2 separate regions of the Homo sapiens genome follow, and region 1 is linked to region 2. A link is a loop called in an ENCODE intact Hi-C map of the cell type or tissue named here. Cell type or tissue: A673. All regions are shown on one strand. Each heading gives the region's core, and the rest is flanking DNA. Links, peaks and the distances in the headings are about the cores only.

Evidence for each region. Hi-C counts contacts between places; a loop is a spot of excess contacts. Peaks named below come from ENCODE experiments on the same cell type or tissue, not always from the same donor. Only the 100,000 strongest peaks of a DNase experiment are listed, where the experiment ranks them.
Region 1: a loop joins it to region 2, with 2.3 times the contacts of the local background. A loop is called at or near these places in 2 of 110 quality-filtered maps.

What each region holds. Positions count from the first base shown.
Region 1 is chr11:34,145,216-34,153,505 of GRCh38, reverse strand. It overlaps NAT10 (N-acetyltransferase 10), which reads right to left. Exons shown (of 29, transcript NM_024662.3): 29 at 6,598-7,422. The coding sequence ends at 7,314. ABTB2 (ankyrin repeat and BTB domain containing 2) reads left to right here. Exons shown (of 17, transcript NM_145804.3): 17 at 922-2,519. The coding sequence ends at 1,119. Among named protein-coding and RNA genes, the nearest start is that of NAT10, 44 kb to the right of the region's middle. RefSeq lists enhancers at 3,057-3,586, 7,896-8,065. In A673, for the core only: a CTCF peak has its summit at 3,539 (motif pointing left); DNase peaks (open chromatin) are centred at 2,735 and 3,545; H3K27ac peaks cover 5,320 bases.
Region 2 is chr11:33,824,721-33,833,047 of GRCh38, reverse strand. No RefSeq gene overlaps it. Among named protein-coding and RNA genes, the nearest start is that of LINC02721, 6.5 kb to the right of the region's middle. RefSeq lists a silencer at 3,262-3,351. In A673, for the core only: CTCF peaks have their summits at 3,131 and 3,330; a DNase peak (open chromatin) is centred at 3,357; H3K4me3 peaks cover 841 bases.

The DNA of each region.
Region 1 (8,290 bases), core at 1-8,000, 320 kb before region 2:
TCCCAGTTGCTCAGGAGGCTGAGGCAGGAAGATCAGTTGAGCCCGGGAGGTTGAGACTGTAGTGAGCTGTGATCATGCGCACTCCAGCTTGGGCAAGAGCAAGACTTTGTCTCAACACAACCCCCGCCCCCCAAAAAAGTACAAAGACTGTGTTACTCCCATACTTAATCCCACCAAAGGTTTTCCACCTACTGCAGGCTAAATAATAGCCAGCCCTTATCATGCCTTCCAAGGCCCCCAAGGTCCTGCCCACATCTCCCCTCACTCTGCCATGCTTCCTTCTCAGCGTGCCCAGACCCCAGGACTTTTGTGACACTTCCCTTTTCCTGTAAAGCTCTTTCCCGCCCTTCATCTTCACAACTGGTGTCCCCAGGCCTCCCCTGGCCTCTCACAAGCCATCCTGTCACGTTGGCTTTACCTCCTTCACAGTCTTCTGCAGTTACCTTGTCTTTGGTTCCTCAGATTCTGTCTGTCTCTCCCAAACTAGGACATCAGCAGCACTGCAGAGATCTTGACCTCAGAACTGAAAACCCAGAGCGGCCCCTTGATATGTGTTGAGTGAACATCTTTATCCAGCATTTACCATGTGCACAGTCACATGCCAGGCCTGGTGCTGAGCCCTGGACACCCAGTGGTGGACAGTCCCCGTTCCCACCCTTAGGAAGGGAACTTCCAACCCAACAGGGATGACTGCCACTTAACAGGGCAGCATGACAGTATGACACAGGCAGGAAAATGACGGGGGCTGAACAGTTCAGATATAGCAGAGGTGGCCTCAGGATGCAGGGACAGGGAACGCCTACCCTGGCCAGAGTGGGGCTTAATCAGGGCTGTGGCCATGGGTAGGTAGTATTTGGGGGTGAGGGTGAGTGGGGCTGTACTAAGGCGATGGGCTTCACCCCTCCTCTCTCTGCCCTACAGATCCACAATGCCCCAGAACTGGCCCTGTTCTGTGAGGGCTTCTTCCTCAAGCACATGAAGGCCCTACTGGAGCAGGATGCCTTCCGGCAGCTCATCTACGGCCGCAGCAGCAAAGTGCAGGGCCTGGATCCACTGCAGGACCTGCAGAACACCCTGGCAGAGCGCGTGCACTCTGTCTACATCACCTCCCGGGTGTGAGGCAGGGGGCGGAGGCTGCCGAGGCCAGGGCCTGTGGAGGTGCCAGGGCCCACCATGTCGGGGTATGGTTGTAGGCCCTCTTGGAGCCAGGTTCACGGGGCTGTTTCCTCCTCCTCCCCCAGATGTCCCCCCTGTCACCGGGCAGCTCACCCTCATCTCCTCTGCCCTAGAGCTGTTTGTTCAATCACTGATGGGCAAAGGGGAGATGTAGCTAACTGGTGGCCCTCCTCCCCATCTCAGTTTGCAACTCAAGGGCAGCCATGCACTCCCCCGGGGTGTCGCTCTCCCCTCCTGCAGGTCAGCAGCTGATCCTGATCCACCTCCGCCCAGGCCCTCCAAGCTCTACTCACCCCTAGGGCCTCAGTAAACTCAGACCATCCCAACTGGGGCTCCTGGGGGTACAGGAATCCTTATGAATGTATAGAATGCATACTGCCTAGGCCCCCAGTCGTCTGCAGTAATTCAAAAGCTGGTATTTTTCTTCCTAAATGTCACATAGCAAAGGCTGCCCAAATCCCCAAACTTGTTCTTCAAAGGTTTGACAGGCTTAATGTGGGCATCCAGTGGCCTGTGGACCCCCCCCTGCCACCACGACTGCTGCCACCCGGAGTTCCCCCATTGTCTTTGGTGCCTGGGCTTCCAGAGTCCCTCCCATCAGGACTACCAGCTTGCTCAGTTAGCAGCAGAGGGCAGTTCCCCAGCTTGATGGTTTCTGAGCTAAGTCTGGCATGGAGGGGCAAGGGGTAGGGGATGGGGTGCTGTGTAGGAATGGCCTCAGCTCTTGTTTTGCTGCTGGTTTTAGGGGCCAAAGTAAATGGGTGGATTCTGGAACCTCAGGCCTAGACTAGGTTGCCTTTGTGGGGGCGATGAAGCAGAGTCCCCTGGTCAAGTCTCTCGGCTCCTTTAATGTAGGATTGAGAGCTGGGCAAACAGGTCCCACTGGGGACTGTGACTCTTGGAGATTAAAGGACAGGGCATTGATGGAAGGTAAGGGCCAGGAGAAGAGGCCTTTCTGCTGTGTCCCCTCACGGCCTTGCCCTCGAATTCTGCAGGCCCTGGGCTCCCCTGACACCTGTCATATTTATGGACCAGACACTGGGGCAGCATCAGGCACAGTCTGTCTGGGTGCAACTTCTTCAGCTGTCTGGCCGCACCTTAAAAACTATTTATTCACCAAAAGCCCCAGGCATTTCAGAAGGTGGCACTCAGGTCACCCTGAAAAGCCCCCAGGGGCTTGCAATTCTGGAAAATATTTTGACTAGCTGCTTGGCTGGATGTACAAAGAAATAGGCATTATTTTATTGCTGTAATATTGTATGATACTTTAACTGTACAATAATGTTGTCACTTACTGTAAATGTACTATGGTTTTATTAACAATAAACACTCATTAACAATGACCTTGGCCTCACTGCTCCTGGTAGAGGGTTACTCAGAGTTCAGAACTGGGGAGGAGCCCCTTAGGACCAGGAAGAGATCCCAGAGCTAACGCTGTTACTCAGGTCTCCCCCCTCTCAGAGCCAAGACCCTACCAAAGCCATTGCTGTGGCCACCCAGCACTCGCCTCTCTCCAGAAACGAAGCCTGGATCCATTCCTCACCCGCCCACGCTCACATTTAATTAAGCACATGTGTGCCACTGAGCTGGACAGACACCAAATGACTGAGGAATATGACACTATCAGGCTTTCCTGATCTCCACTCCCATCCCCTCCACGGCCCTTTATGTGGGAGCTATTTTGGGGGTTGTCTTCAGAGGCACATCCCCAAATGGCACAGCCCACCAAAGTGGCAGCAGGGCCTCCTTCACCCAGGCCTGACCTGGCCTGATTGATTTGAGGGACCTATCCCTGGGTGACTGCTGCCCCCAGGCCCAGCTAAGCTAAGCTGGCTGTACCACCACAAGGCCACTAGCAGAGGTAATGGAGGGAGATGGTGAGGCGCCGACTCAGGTCCAAGAGTGTACTGGAGTTATGGCTGTAGTTTTAGGTGCAAAGTTCAGGCACAAATATAAGTTTTTAAAACATTCCCTGCCAGTTAGCTGGGCATAGTGGTGCACATCTGTATTCCCAGCTGCTCAGGAGGCTGAGGTGGGAGGATCACAGAGCCCAGGGGTTCGAGGCTGCAGTGAGCTATGATCACCCCTGCACCTCAGCCTGGACAACAAAGCAAGACTCTCTCTCAAAAAAAAAGTCGCCTGCCTGCCTGCCTGAAACAGGTATAGAAATTCCTAAGGTCACTGAGAACCTGAACCAAAGTGGCTGTGGGTCAGTGACCGGCCGTGACTCAGGCGTTAGGGGAACGACATAAAGATCCCAGTCCCTGGCAAAGCCCAATTCCAGCAGGAGCTGCGCAGGGCAGCTCGAGGCCCAGCCTGGGGACCTGTGGCCGCACAGACCCATGGTGCCCTCTGGGGGCCACTAGGAGGGGGCGCACTCCCCCACACCATCTTCCTGTGCAGTGGCCCAAGACGGTGGTGGAGCGGGCTGTCCGTCCCCAGCACTTGCCATTCAAAGTGGCTGCCCTTCATGGGTCTGTGTCCAGCGTCCCCACAAGTTCCCCCATCCCTGCAGGACATGCCTTGGTCCGTACCCAGCCTAGAAAGCAAGATCTAGTTGCATTCTGGCTCCAGATGAGGGATCCACCATTTCCTCTCTTGAGAGGGTGAGTGGGGGGTTGAGAGAAAGTGGAGGTAGGAAGGAGGGAGCGGGCCCCTTGGAGCCTGTGGGTAGCAGGAATACATTTTTGAATAAACATTTAAAATTAAAATAATTACCAAAAAAAAGCAGACATGCTTCCAAGGGGCTAGGACTCAAACAGAAATGATCACTTACCCAGGCAGCTGGACCTCCTAATTCCGGGCCACTGCTCACGGCCTGCCCTGCTCCGCCTGCTATGAGCAGCCACAGGCAGGCTTGGGGGAGTTACCCTCTTACTGGAGCCCTTGAGGACCCAGGTGCTGTGAGCATGGGTTGCATCTACAGGGATTTCACTCGGCTCCAGTGGGTCCACAGGCAAGCATAAGCTGGCGCCTTAGCCGTCTCCAAAGAAAACACCTCTCCAGAGGTGGCAGGTACCAGTCTGCTCCTGCACCGACAGGGCTAACACTGAGATTGTCCTTTTTGAGGCTGTCTGGTTTCTTTCCTGCATTCAAATCTTCTCCTGAAGCTTTCCTTTAGGCTCTCGGCCTGGAAGGCCAGTTATCCTTTTCCACATTAGTCCCCGTGCCAGATACCAGGTGGCTAGAGCTTTCTCAACGGAACCAGCCCAAGCAGGAAGCCCCGGCCTCTCCCTTTCAGGCTGCCTTTCAAGTCCGCTTTGCAGGATCCAGATGATGTTTAACTGGAACCAATTGTTTGTAGAATCAAGGGCATGCCCCCTCAGGGGCAATCCCCTGAAATTGTCTATTCCAGCCCAAGGGGCTTCCGACCCCACCCCCTCCTCCAGGCCTGCAGAATGGCTGCGGGTGTTGTAACAGGCCTCAGATAATGAGTCTACATTTTTCCAAGGTGACGGTCACTTATTTCTGCCCCTCCCCCACCTCCCAGCCTCAGCGGCCCCCTTTGTGTCCCGTCTCCTGGTCATCCGGAGTCCTCCGGGACTTCCGGGCCAGATGAGCAGTGGAAGCACTGAAGCAGGCCGGCATTAGCCCCGCCTGGCGAGGGGGTATGGGGGGTGACCATTTAGTAACCTTCTTTGTTCAGGCTTCTTCAGGCTCTTCCCCTTCTGGTGACAGCACTCATGGCTGGCCTATCTGAATTCATTTCGCAAGTGACATTTCCTAAGACAGCCAAGCTTTACAGATGTCACTCTGTCTGGGGGCCAGATGGTGAGGTGTGGGGGAGACATGCCTTTTCAGGTTTGAAGGAGAACCCAAGATCATGACCATAAAATGCAAAGACCCAAGCGTGTGTTTAGGAACACACACTTTGCAAATAAAGAGGCCTTGTCCAAGGATACAGAGATATTATACAGAGCCAGACAAGTCTGACTGCAAAATGCATGCTCTTCGCTGGCCAAGGGAGACTCCTTTTCTAGCTTAGGTTGTGGTTTTATAACATGGCCAGTCCTGGCCAAGTGTGGTGGCTCATGCCTCTAATCCCTATACTCTGGGAGGCCCAGGCGGATCACTTGAGGCCAGAGTTCCAGACCAACCTGGGCAACATATTGAGACTCCATCTGTACATAATTTTTAAAATTAGGCAGGTGTGGTGGTGAGCACCTTCCCAGCTGCTTGGAAGGCTGAGGTGGGAGAATGGCTTCAGCCCAAGAGTTCAAAGCTGCAATGAGCTATGATTGAGCCACCGCACTCCAGCTTGGGCAACAGAGCAAGACCCTGTCTGTTTTCAAAAGAACACCACAGCTAGTCCTTATTGAGTATTCTTAGAGCTGGCATGTAACTGAACTTGAGCGGCTCCTCTAGTTAGATCTGATGAGTGCCCAGAACCCAGAGGCACTTGCTATGTGCCAGGCACTGTTCTAAACGTTTCCCATTCTACCCCACCCACTTCTCACCACAGTCCCGTGACGGAGGTGCTATTCCTACCACTCAAATTTTGCAGAAATGGACCTGAAGGGCAGGTAGGATGAAGTAACCTGCCCAAGGCCACGGTGAGCGTCAGGGCAGAGCAGTCTACCTCCAGAGCCCTCACCTTGCACCCCAAAGCAGAGCCAGCCGGGGAGACTTTGAGGGTAGAGACACTAAACAAAAGCTTCCTTACCTGTAGGATGATATGCCTGGACAACTTGCACAGTCCCATCCAGCTCTGACCATTTGAGCATGTGACTCTGCTTCTGGCCACGGTCTAAGAAAACCCTCTTTGAAAGGCAGGTTCAGGCACCCACCTGAGAAAATAAATAAAAATTATTTTCATGCCCCCTCCCTGCCTCCAGCAAAATTTCCTACAGACCTAACAGAGGTCTGTGGCCAGGAAACTTCAGTCCCAAGAAACGAAAGACCCCTAGGCTCATGTCCTGACAGCCTCGGTGACAAGCCTCAGCAGCCCTAGGGTCGCATACAGAACCTGCTCTTCTCCCTGTGGGGACGAGTCCTAGGAGCTGTATATGAAATACCCTTAGGCTGAGAAGTTACCGTTTCCTTCCCTGTCCTTCTCTGAACCTAGACAACATATCGGGGCTGCAGACTCATTAGCCTGGATACCATTAAACAAACATACCAAAGTATGTGTAAAGCCACCAGGTTACCTCTGTTCCCAACAAATGGAAGGGACCAAGTGACCTGGAAGGAGCTGGGAAGGAAATGAGGCAGTTCTAGCTGGCTTCCAGCCACCACACCAAGCCCCTCGAGGTGACCATAGCCACCTGCCACTTCTCCCGCAGACTCCTGGGCTGGGAAGCCCTAGACACACTGCTCACCTTTGACCTTGATACCAACACCTTCCAAATTCCACCAGGCAGCCAAGACCCACCAGAAGAAACGTCCAGGTGCGTGGATTTCAGAACACTCACAGGCAGCTGATCTTTCTAGAATGTTATTTATTAAAAATAGATTCTCTATCCTTCCCCTCACCCCTGCGAGCAAAGTGGCCTTTCCCAACATCTTTTCCCAAATGGATGAAACAGGTCTTGAGGACGCAGATGTGGCATTCTACATAAACTACAGGATCAGGCTTTTCTGGGACAGTGGGTCTGCTGGAGCCAAGAGTGGAACAGCACAAGACAACATCAGCAAACCCTGGCGCACCTAACCGCGGGCTGCCATGGATGCCGGGACGGACTGGAGTTCCTCCTGCTCCAGGTACAAGTCCACAAAGAGAGACCCAGCGGCCCAGCAGCAGCCTCCTGGGCACCACCAGAAAGCGATGTACTTAAGGGCCTCAGGCGGTCGAGAGGCAACGTGGCTTCCACATGTGTGGGAATGAGACTAAAAAGCTGGCTCAAAGCAAAATATGAACTTATAGGAAAGGAGGGCCCTGGACTGGGCAGGAAGAGAGAGACTCGTGGCAATTCTAGAGATGGCAGTGCCCAGCCATCAAGTTCTAAAGAGACCCATTTGGGAGTGACTCTGCCTTTAGCCAGGTTGAGCTCACAGACACACAGGCCCAGAGGCCGAATTCGCGGCCAGCTTCCAGGTGTGCCGGGGCCTCTCGTTGCTTTTAACAGTCCAGCCAGAGAGGGTTCAGTTAGTGAGAGTATCTTCCCATGATCAAACACAGATGCCCGAGTTTCTCTTCACTATTTCTTCCGCTTCAGTTTCATATCTTTTTTGTTCTTTGTCTCTCTGTTCTTCAACTTCTTGCTCTGTTTGGGTTCTTGTTTGGCCTCTAACTTCCTTTTCTTGTCACTAGAGAAAAATCAAAAATAGAAAGAATGAAATATGTACAGATCTGAACATCTGAGACTGCTTTAAGCTTGCTTTGCTTTGTCAAAAAGGGTTTCCACCGTCTGAAACTTGATGTAGGCCACCCAATTGGACATTAATGTTCTCTGCAAACCTATTAGGGGGCAGGCATTGTGCTGGGGCTGGGGACACACCATACAGACCAGCTCCTGCCCTGAGCCAGCTCTTAGTCTGTGGAAGAACAAATCTCGATCTTAACACCTGAAATCCGGGTTCTCCTCAGGGTGCAGTACACTCTGCTCCCCTCTCCCAAGACAGACCTAAGGCACCACAAGGATTCCCCACCACCACTCTCACCACTGCAGTGACTCTGGAAACTAGACATATTCATCCCAATGACCCTGAAGACAGTCCTTAATACAAGGCATGAGACTCCAAGGAAAACCCTGCCATACTTTCTGATGTGCTACTATTATTTTATTTTTCCTATATGAGAAGAAGAAAACCCAAACAACAGTAACTCAGGTGACACCCTGCGACCAGCCCCTGGATTCTTCATTGATATCCTGGCATAGGAATCACTCAGCAAACGGCCACCTGCCATTAAGAAACTTACAGGTTAAATTTTGCTCTGGGAACAAATACTTCCCTATAAGGAGACCGTGAAGAGTTCAGTCCAGAGACCATTAACATCATATGAATGAAGTACCTCTCAAAGGAAGAAAAAGAAAGGCCTCAGAGGACTTAATGATAGCTACCAGTATTTTTAGCTCACAAAGTTCAAGCTTTCACATTTACTCAGAGCCATCAAGCACATGAACAACCACACAACACTGGTTTGTTGGGCTCGAGAGGCTTCTCACTACCAGCA
Region 2 (8,327 bases), core at 301-8,300:
TGCCGAGCATACTTCTCAGATGTAATGGTTTCTCTGGGATTCAGAAAGCTATAGTGGATCAGACCAGCAGCAGCCCACCAAACAGTGACCATGACCTTTTTTTTGGCGCAAATTTGGCTTTGGGAAGTGCTTTGGAGCTTCTTCTGGGTCCAGTCACTGAGGTGGTCATCGCCAGTTGTCGTATAAAATCGACTTTTCGGCGCACATCACAATCCGATTGAGAAATGGTTCGTTGCTGTTGCGTAGAATAAGAGAAGACGACACTTCACAACGATGTTTTTTCTTTAAACTTTCACTCCGCTCATGAGGCACCCACTTATCGAGCTTTTTCATCTTTCCAATTTGCTTTCAGTGCCGAACAACAGTAGGATGGTCGACGCTGAGTTTTTCGGCAACTTCTCATGTAGTTGTAAGAGGATGAGCTTCAGTGATGGCTCTCAATTAGTCATTGTCAGCTTCCGACGGCTGGCCACTACATTCCTCACCTTCAAGGCTCTTGTCTCCTTTGCAAAACTTCTTGCACCACCACCGCACTGTATGTTTGTTAGCAGTTCCTGGGCCAAACGCACTGCTGATGTTGCGAGCTGTCTCCGCTGCCTTACAACCCATTTTGAACTCAAATAAGAAAATCACTCGAATTTGCTTTTTGTCTAACATCATTTCCATAGTCTAAAATAAACATAAAATAAACTAGCAAAAAAACATAAAGCGAGAAATGCCCATTAAAATGATGTATACGGTAACCACATTTATTTACATTCTTAAATGTAAATAAGAATTATGTTCTTAATTTTATCTTTTCTTGCCTTATGTTTTATTCCAATATCAAACGGAAAATTCTAACAATGCAAAAACCGCAATTACTTTTGTACCAACCTAATATCTATATATATATATATACACACATGAATAATTTGTTATATAATTTGATTTTTTTTTTTTTGAGACAGAGTCTTGCCCTGTCACCCAGGCGGGAGTGCAGTGGTGCGATCTCTGCTCACTGCACCCTCTGCCTCCCAAGTTCAAGAGATTCTCCTGTCTCAGCCTCCTGAGTAGTTGGGATTACAGGTATGCACCACTATGCCTGGCTAATTTTTGTATTTTTAGTAAAGATGGGGTTTTTCCACGTTCGCCAGGCTGGTTTCAAACTCCTGACCTCAGGTGATCCACCTGCCTCGGCCTCCCAAAGGGCTGGGATTATAGGCGTGAGCCACAGCACCCAGCCTAATTTGATTTTTTAAAAACCCAAATATAAGCTTCATATTTATTTCTGCAAAATTCCGTCTACTGGATTACACAGTGTCAATTACAGCCTAACTTTCAGTTGAAAAGCTAGAATCTTCAGAGATTCCCCCAGGGGCCATGGAGGATGGGCTGTTGAGGGTCCCTGATTTCCTCTGCTCTTCCAGAGAAGAGCCACCTGCTAGTCTTCTCCCTCTGAGAGAGAGATTAGGCTTCCATGGCAGTGGAGAAGGTAGAGGGGGCACGAGAGATAACTTCCTGAACACCTCTGCCTCTAACTTCCTACATTGTCCTCTCTGATCCTCATACAGCCAGGAGTGGTGAGTCAAGCAGGTGCTATTGTGCCTGATTCACAAGTGAAGTTACTGAGTTATAACGAGGTGAAGGGTCAAGTTCTAGGCACTTCTCCAACTGTAATGTACATGAGGATCACCTGGGGATCTTGTTAAAATGCACATTCTGATTCAGTGGGTTGGGTGTGGGGCCTAAGATTCTGTATTACTAAGAAGCTCTTGGGTGATGCTGGAGACCACGAGCCTCTCGGTGAAACAGCAGGTGAGATGCTTTAGGGCCAGTTCTCTGGATAGAGGTGGGAGTCGCAATCACATTGCCCCTAGCTCCTCCTGCCACTAAATTTGGCCACTTCTATTTGGAAGTTGGGAGAGGATTATCCTATTGCAGTACTGTGTCTAGAGGGGAAGGTGACTCATGTCCCCTGCTCCTTCCCCAGGCAGAACTCAGAGTTCTTTGTGTCTTGTCTGCTCCTTGCCTGAGCTTTTTGGCTATTTCTTTTTCTAAACTTGAATAAAATACAACAGCAAGAAAATAGCAATGACTCCTGTTGGAGTCCAGTATAGCTGAGATCACCTGATTTTAAGTCGGGCTCAGGTGAGGCAACTTGTTATAATGGAAAGCTTTTAGCTTCCAGAGTTAGACACCTGGGTCCAAATCCTGGTTCTGCCCCTTACAAAATATAAATAGAAGGAAAATGTACTTAAATTTCTTGGCTGGGTGCGGTGGCTCATGCCTGTAAGCCCAGCACATTGGGAGGCTGAGGCTGGTGGATCATTTGAGGCCAGGAGTTCATGACCAGCCTGTCCAACATGGCAAAACACTGTCTCTACTAAAAATACAAAAATTAGCCAGGCGTGGTGGTGCATGCCTGTAGTCCCAGCCACTCGGGAGACTGAGGTATGAGAACACTTGAGCCTGGTGGGTGGAAGTTGCAGTGACCTGAGATCGCACCACTGCACTCCAGCCTGGGTGACAGAGCGAGAATTTGTCTCTAAATAAATAAATAAATGAATAATAAATTGGCCTCAGCTAAAGTGGCAGACTTCCATCCTGACCCTTACTCTGCCCAATAACCCCACTGGAGGGCAGCCCATTTCAGGTTACCCTGCAACATCACCAGAATTCTCAGAATGCTCAGTCTGCAATTCCAAGTTATTCCAAAGCTAAGTCAGTCTGATGTTCTGGGAAGAGAAGCTGAAAGCCCAGCACTTAGGGGAAGTTTGGCCTCCAGGGCATCCCTACAGGTTGTACTCACTGATGGGTGGCATGGTGTGGGGGATGATGGGAACTCAGTTGGGTCTGAGGACAGAACCTCCCTATCCCTTGATGTTAAGTTAGCCAGAGCACACCACCACCAGCCCACATATGATGCTAAACCTCCTTTCCCAGGCAGCCCACACCAACTTCTTCCAGGAGTCGATGTTTCCTATGGAAAATGGATTAAATAAGAATCTCCTTGAATTCATCAGACAGCCCTGAACTCTGATGTCCTGTTGGTCCTGATCTTGACTCCACCTCTCTCCTTGAGGGAACTGGTGTTCTATGGCTAGGACAGACTCGAATCTGAGACTGGGCACATCTGGGGCTCCAATCCACATGAAGTGAGAGAATAACCGGATAAAAAGTGAGTATAAATTGCCATGTCCAAAACAAAATCAAAGCCAGGCTTTCTGGAGTGGAAAGTGCAGAAGAAACTTGTAAAGGGGAGGCCAAACCTAGAGCTGACCCTCATATTCGTGGATTTGCCTTTGTGTTTTCTCATTGGTTTTCCTGCCACCACCATTTTGGCCACACAGGGGCACTGCTTACCCTTGCTATTCTCTTAACTCCTTCTAAGGAGTCTGCCTCAAGACTGAAAAGTTCGAATAGGACCTTAGCAAATGCCAAGATGACATGTAAACTCAAAGCAACATGGGTTATAAGCATGGCCATGAAGATGCCGAGATCATAGGGTCCAGAGCTCCCCAGTTAACCCAGTTGCGCCGCTGAAAGGGGCAGAACTCAATTCCTCTTGGTGGAACTCGGGAACAAGAAGGGAAATGAATGCGGAGAAAACCAGGATCCAGGTAATCTGATTTCCAAAGGGCCGTTCTATCGCTGCGGCTTGGGGTTCCGCCCAGGTGTCCGCGGGTCCAGGTGTGGGGGCCGCCCCCTCCCCCCGCCTTGGGAGGCGCTGGGACCTGGCTCCGGGACCGCCTGCCGCGCTGACAGGGACGGGCAGCTTTCGAAGCCTGGCTCTTTGGAGGCTCGGTGTGGGGAGTCCCTGGCTGCGGCCCTGGGCTGCAGGGTCACCGCGAGCCGAGCTGGGGCGCCGAGGGGGAGGCACCGACGCCCCGCTTTCGGGACATCGCCGGCCACTTCGTCCCGCGCGAAGGCGAGGAAAGGAGGAGGGACAGGAGGGCGCAGTGGAGGCAGTGACGAGGGGCCTGGCTTGATGCCTTTGTGGGGACCCGGGGAGAGGGGTGGTGATATTAGGTGATGCCCGGGGTACGGGGACCCAAGCCCGGGCCCAAAATTCTCCTCCGCCCCGCTGCGGGGCTCCAGGCTGGCTTTTGAGGCGCCTCCCGGGGACCTCGCGGGATCCCAGGGCCGGGTTTCGTCCAGCGGCTGCTCAGGAATGGGGTCCTCCAACTCGGAGAGGAGAACAAGATCCAGCCAGCCCCGCAGAACAGCAAGGGAGGCCCCTTCCCAAATGCAACGCAGAGAGGGCTTGTTCTCTGCACGGAGACTGATCATGGATTTGACGCTATCTTAAAATGAACATATTACCTACACTAATCAGAAGACCATGTTTTACTTGGCTACATTTACCCAGTAAGAGCCGTACAGTTTAGTTGAAAGATAGTAGCATATGTAGCTAATAGTCCAGGATTCGGGTTTTAGCACCTTTTCTTATAACATATGTGCAGTTTAAGTCTGCGAGCCTTGTTTTGACAATGATGATGAGGAGGATTAATAATAGTTATTAATAATAGTATATAGCAGCTCCTTTTATTGAGCACTTTCTGTGGACCAAGCTCTGTGTTAAGCATTTTACAAACACTAATTTTTTCACTGAACTCTTAAAATTTCCCTGTAAGATTTATTCAGGGACTTTTAGCTTTAAAAAAAAAAAAAGTCATCTTTTCATCATGCAATATATATCATACACCATTATATATGCATATATACATATATTTGGTTGGTATTTCATGATGATTGTGGAAACCCCACAACTTAGAGCTCAGCTTCCCATTGTCTCACTTGGGGAGGCAGCAAGTTGCAACAGAAAGAACTTTAGAGTCAGACAGACCCAGTCAGTCAGCCCCTCTGAGATTGTTTCAACACCTATAAAGCATGTTGAATGTGGCTCCAATGTGAATTGGGGAACTTTCAAAAAATTTTCTTCTTAACAGACTGGGGCCTGGCATCAAGGCTGCTTTGGTTAATATTCCTTCCCCTCCATCCTTTATGCTGGACATGGGTACAGTCTCCATCATCCTGAACCCCCTGTCTAAAGACCTTAGGAGGGATTGTTTTTCTTAAAATGGTCTGGAAGCCTGCAATGCAGGGTGTCAATTTCTTCTGGGGAAGCCTCTTGTCTTCAAGATAAAATGATATCTAGTCACTGAGGAACAGTTTAAAGATATTTTTAAATAAAGCGAAGAAGTTCTAATTATATTAGCAGTATGAAGATAAGTTAGAGCAATAAAGACCTTATTTGGAAGTACCAGCGTAGAAAACAAAGTCTCCGAGGAAGTGACTAGACATAAAGATGCAATCACAAGGCTTGAAGAATCAACCAAATGCAAGGAGAAAATCTGCAGATTAAAAACACAGGAAAAGAGAAAGAAGAAGACACTAGGAAAAAGAGATTGGAAATAGCTCAACATTGGACAAGGTCTTTTGTAAAACACTAAGAGGAGAAAGAGTCCTGAATGAAGCTAACCAGAGCTGGAGAAGCTTAAAGCTGGATTTTCTTTTGTTCAGAAAATATAAGCTTGACTTCAAAAAGACAGATGGTGGGTGTCTCTCAGAGACAATCTCTAACAGAGCTTGAATCTGATGAAGAATACCTGATGTGGAAAGTGAGCAATGAGGTTTTTGGTGGGCGTGAGTCAGAAGAGCAAATACAAAAGCAGGAACCTTGTCGGGTTCTCTTTCCCCACGCGAGGGCCCAAGCTTTGATTCAAATTAATCTTGGCATTTCAACAACACTTAGAGGTATTTTATGAGCCAGAGCAAAAAGTGAGGGATCTGAGAAAAAAGATGATTTGGGGAAGAAAAGAGCAGATGCTCATGACAAATGTTGGTGAGGATGTGAAGAAATTGGAACCCTTATACGTTACTGATCAGATTGTAAAATGGTGCAACCATTTGGAAAACAGATTCTTGGTGTCTTGGAAAGTTAAATATTGAGTTGCTATATGATCCAGCAATTTTACTCCTAGGTACATACCCAAGATAATTAAAAACATATGTCCACACAAAAACTTGCATAAATACATGCAAGTTTTTAATAATATTTATAGCAGCTCTGTTCCTAATAATCAAAAGGTAGAAACAACCTAAATGTCCATCAGTGAATGAGTGGATAAACAAAACTTGGTATATCTATACAATGAAATATTATTTGGCAATAAAAATGAATGAAGTACTGAATATGCTACAACAGGAATAAACCTTGAAAACATTATGCTAAGTAAAAGAAGTCAGACACAAAAGGCCACCTATTGTATGATTCCATTTATACGAAGAATCCAGAATAGGCAAATCTAGGGAGACAAAAAGTAGTAAAATATACTGCTAGGCCATGGCAGGGGCTGAAGCAAAACTTGTTTTCTTTGTAACTCAGATACTCTTTGGGAGAGGCTTTGGGTAAGATAAGGTCTGAAGACAAGAGCAGCCTCTGGGGACCGAGCTGTTCCCTGGGACATGGCAGTTAAAATTACTCCTCTCAAGATTTGATCCAATTCATCTTAGCCTTCAAAGGGAGGAATGGGTGTGTTGAACATTCGTAACATTTTTAGTTCGTGTTCTTTTTCATCAAAGCTTACTTCCAGAAGGAGAGAGAAGTCAGCACACAGGCAGGTCATCTCAGTTTTTGATAGTTTCTAGAACTCTGCCCACTCAGGGATGGACATGTCATCTGTGTACTCATTGTTCATGCTACTCCAGCACCCACACACATCATTTCCATGAGAGCTGGGACTTTGTCCATTTTGTTCACAGCTCTATACAGAACAGTGACTGGCATGTAGGAGGTACTCAACATTTATTTTTAAACTGAGAGGTTGATTATATAGGCCCATTTTGTTGTTCCCAAAAGACACACTTTATTTTGCATGCAGATTTATTTTTGTAATTGTATCTTCAAATATACAGTAAAGGTCTTAAATTGTGAAAGAGTCATGGGTACTACTGTGACTATCAAGATGTGAAGGGTTGAGGCCTGGGCTGGAATTTGGATCCTGTGGAATGAGAACATCCAGCTGTGGGAATCCATCTGAGGCCAGCAGCCCAGAGCCACAATTTCAAAATAAAGAAGGAACACAAGAAATACCCTCATATCTTTGTATAACCATTTGCTGCTACCAGTCAGATTAGAATTAGTGCTCAAAGGTAAAGATAAGCGAATCTAAACAAAATTGACAGTCCTTTAGCCAGCCTACAAAAAAAAAAAAAGAGAGACGATCCAAATAAATAAAATCAGAAATGAAAAAGGAGACATTACAACTGATACTGCAGAAATTCAAAGGATCATTAGTGGCTACTATGAGCAACTATATGCCTACAAATTGGAAAATCTAAAAGAAATGGACAAATTCCTAGACACATACAACCTACCAATATTGAACCAGAAAGAAATAAAAAACCTGAACTGACTAACAACAAGTAATGCGATCAAAGCTGTAATGAACTCTCCCAGTAAAGAAAAGCCCGGGACTCAGTGGCTTCACTGCTGAATTCTACCAAACATTTAAAGAAGAACTGATACCAGCCAGGTGTGGTGGTTCATGCCTGTAATCCCAGCACTTTGGAAGGCAGAGGAAGGTGGATCACTTAAAGTCAGGAGTTCAAGACCAGCCTGGCCAACATGGTGAAATTTCATCTCTACCAAAAAAAAATATAAAAATTAGCCAGGTGTGGTGGCAAAATACTGCAGTCCCACTACTGGGGAGCTGGAGGTGGGAGAACTGCTTGAACCCAGAAGGTGGAGGCGGAGGTTGCAGTGAGCCAAGATCACGGCACTGCACACCAGCCTAATTGACAGAGTGAGACCCTGTCTCAAAAAAAAAAAAAAAAAAAAAGAGAGAAGAAAAAAGAAAGAAAAAAGAACTAATACTAATCCTACTCAAACTTTTCCAAAAAATAGAGGAGAAAGGAATACTTCTAAACTTGTTCTATGAGGCCAGTATTAACCTGATACTAAAACCAGAAAAAGACATATCCAAAAGAGAAAATTATGGGCCAATATCTGATGAATATCGATGTAAAAAATCCTCAAGAAAATACTAGCAAACCAACTTAAAAAATACATTAGAAAGATAATTCATCATGGCCAAATGGGGTTTATCCTTGGGATGCAAGGATCGTTCAACATATGCAAATCAATCAATGTGATACATCGTATCAAGAGAATAAAGGATAAAAACCATATGATCACTCCACTGATGCTGAAAAAGCTTTTGATAACATTTAGCATCCCTTCGTGATAAAAACCCTCAAAAAACTGGGTATAGAAGGAACATACCTCAACATAATAAATGCCATATATGACAAACCCACTGCTAATATCATACTGAATGGGG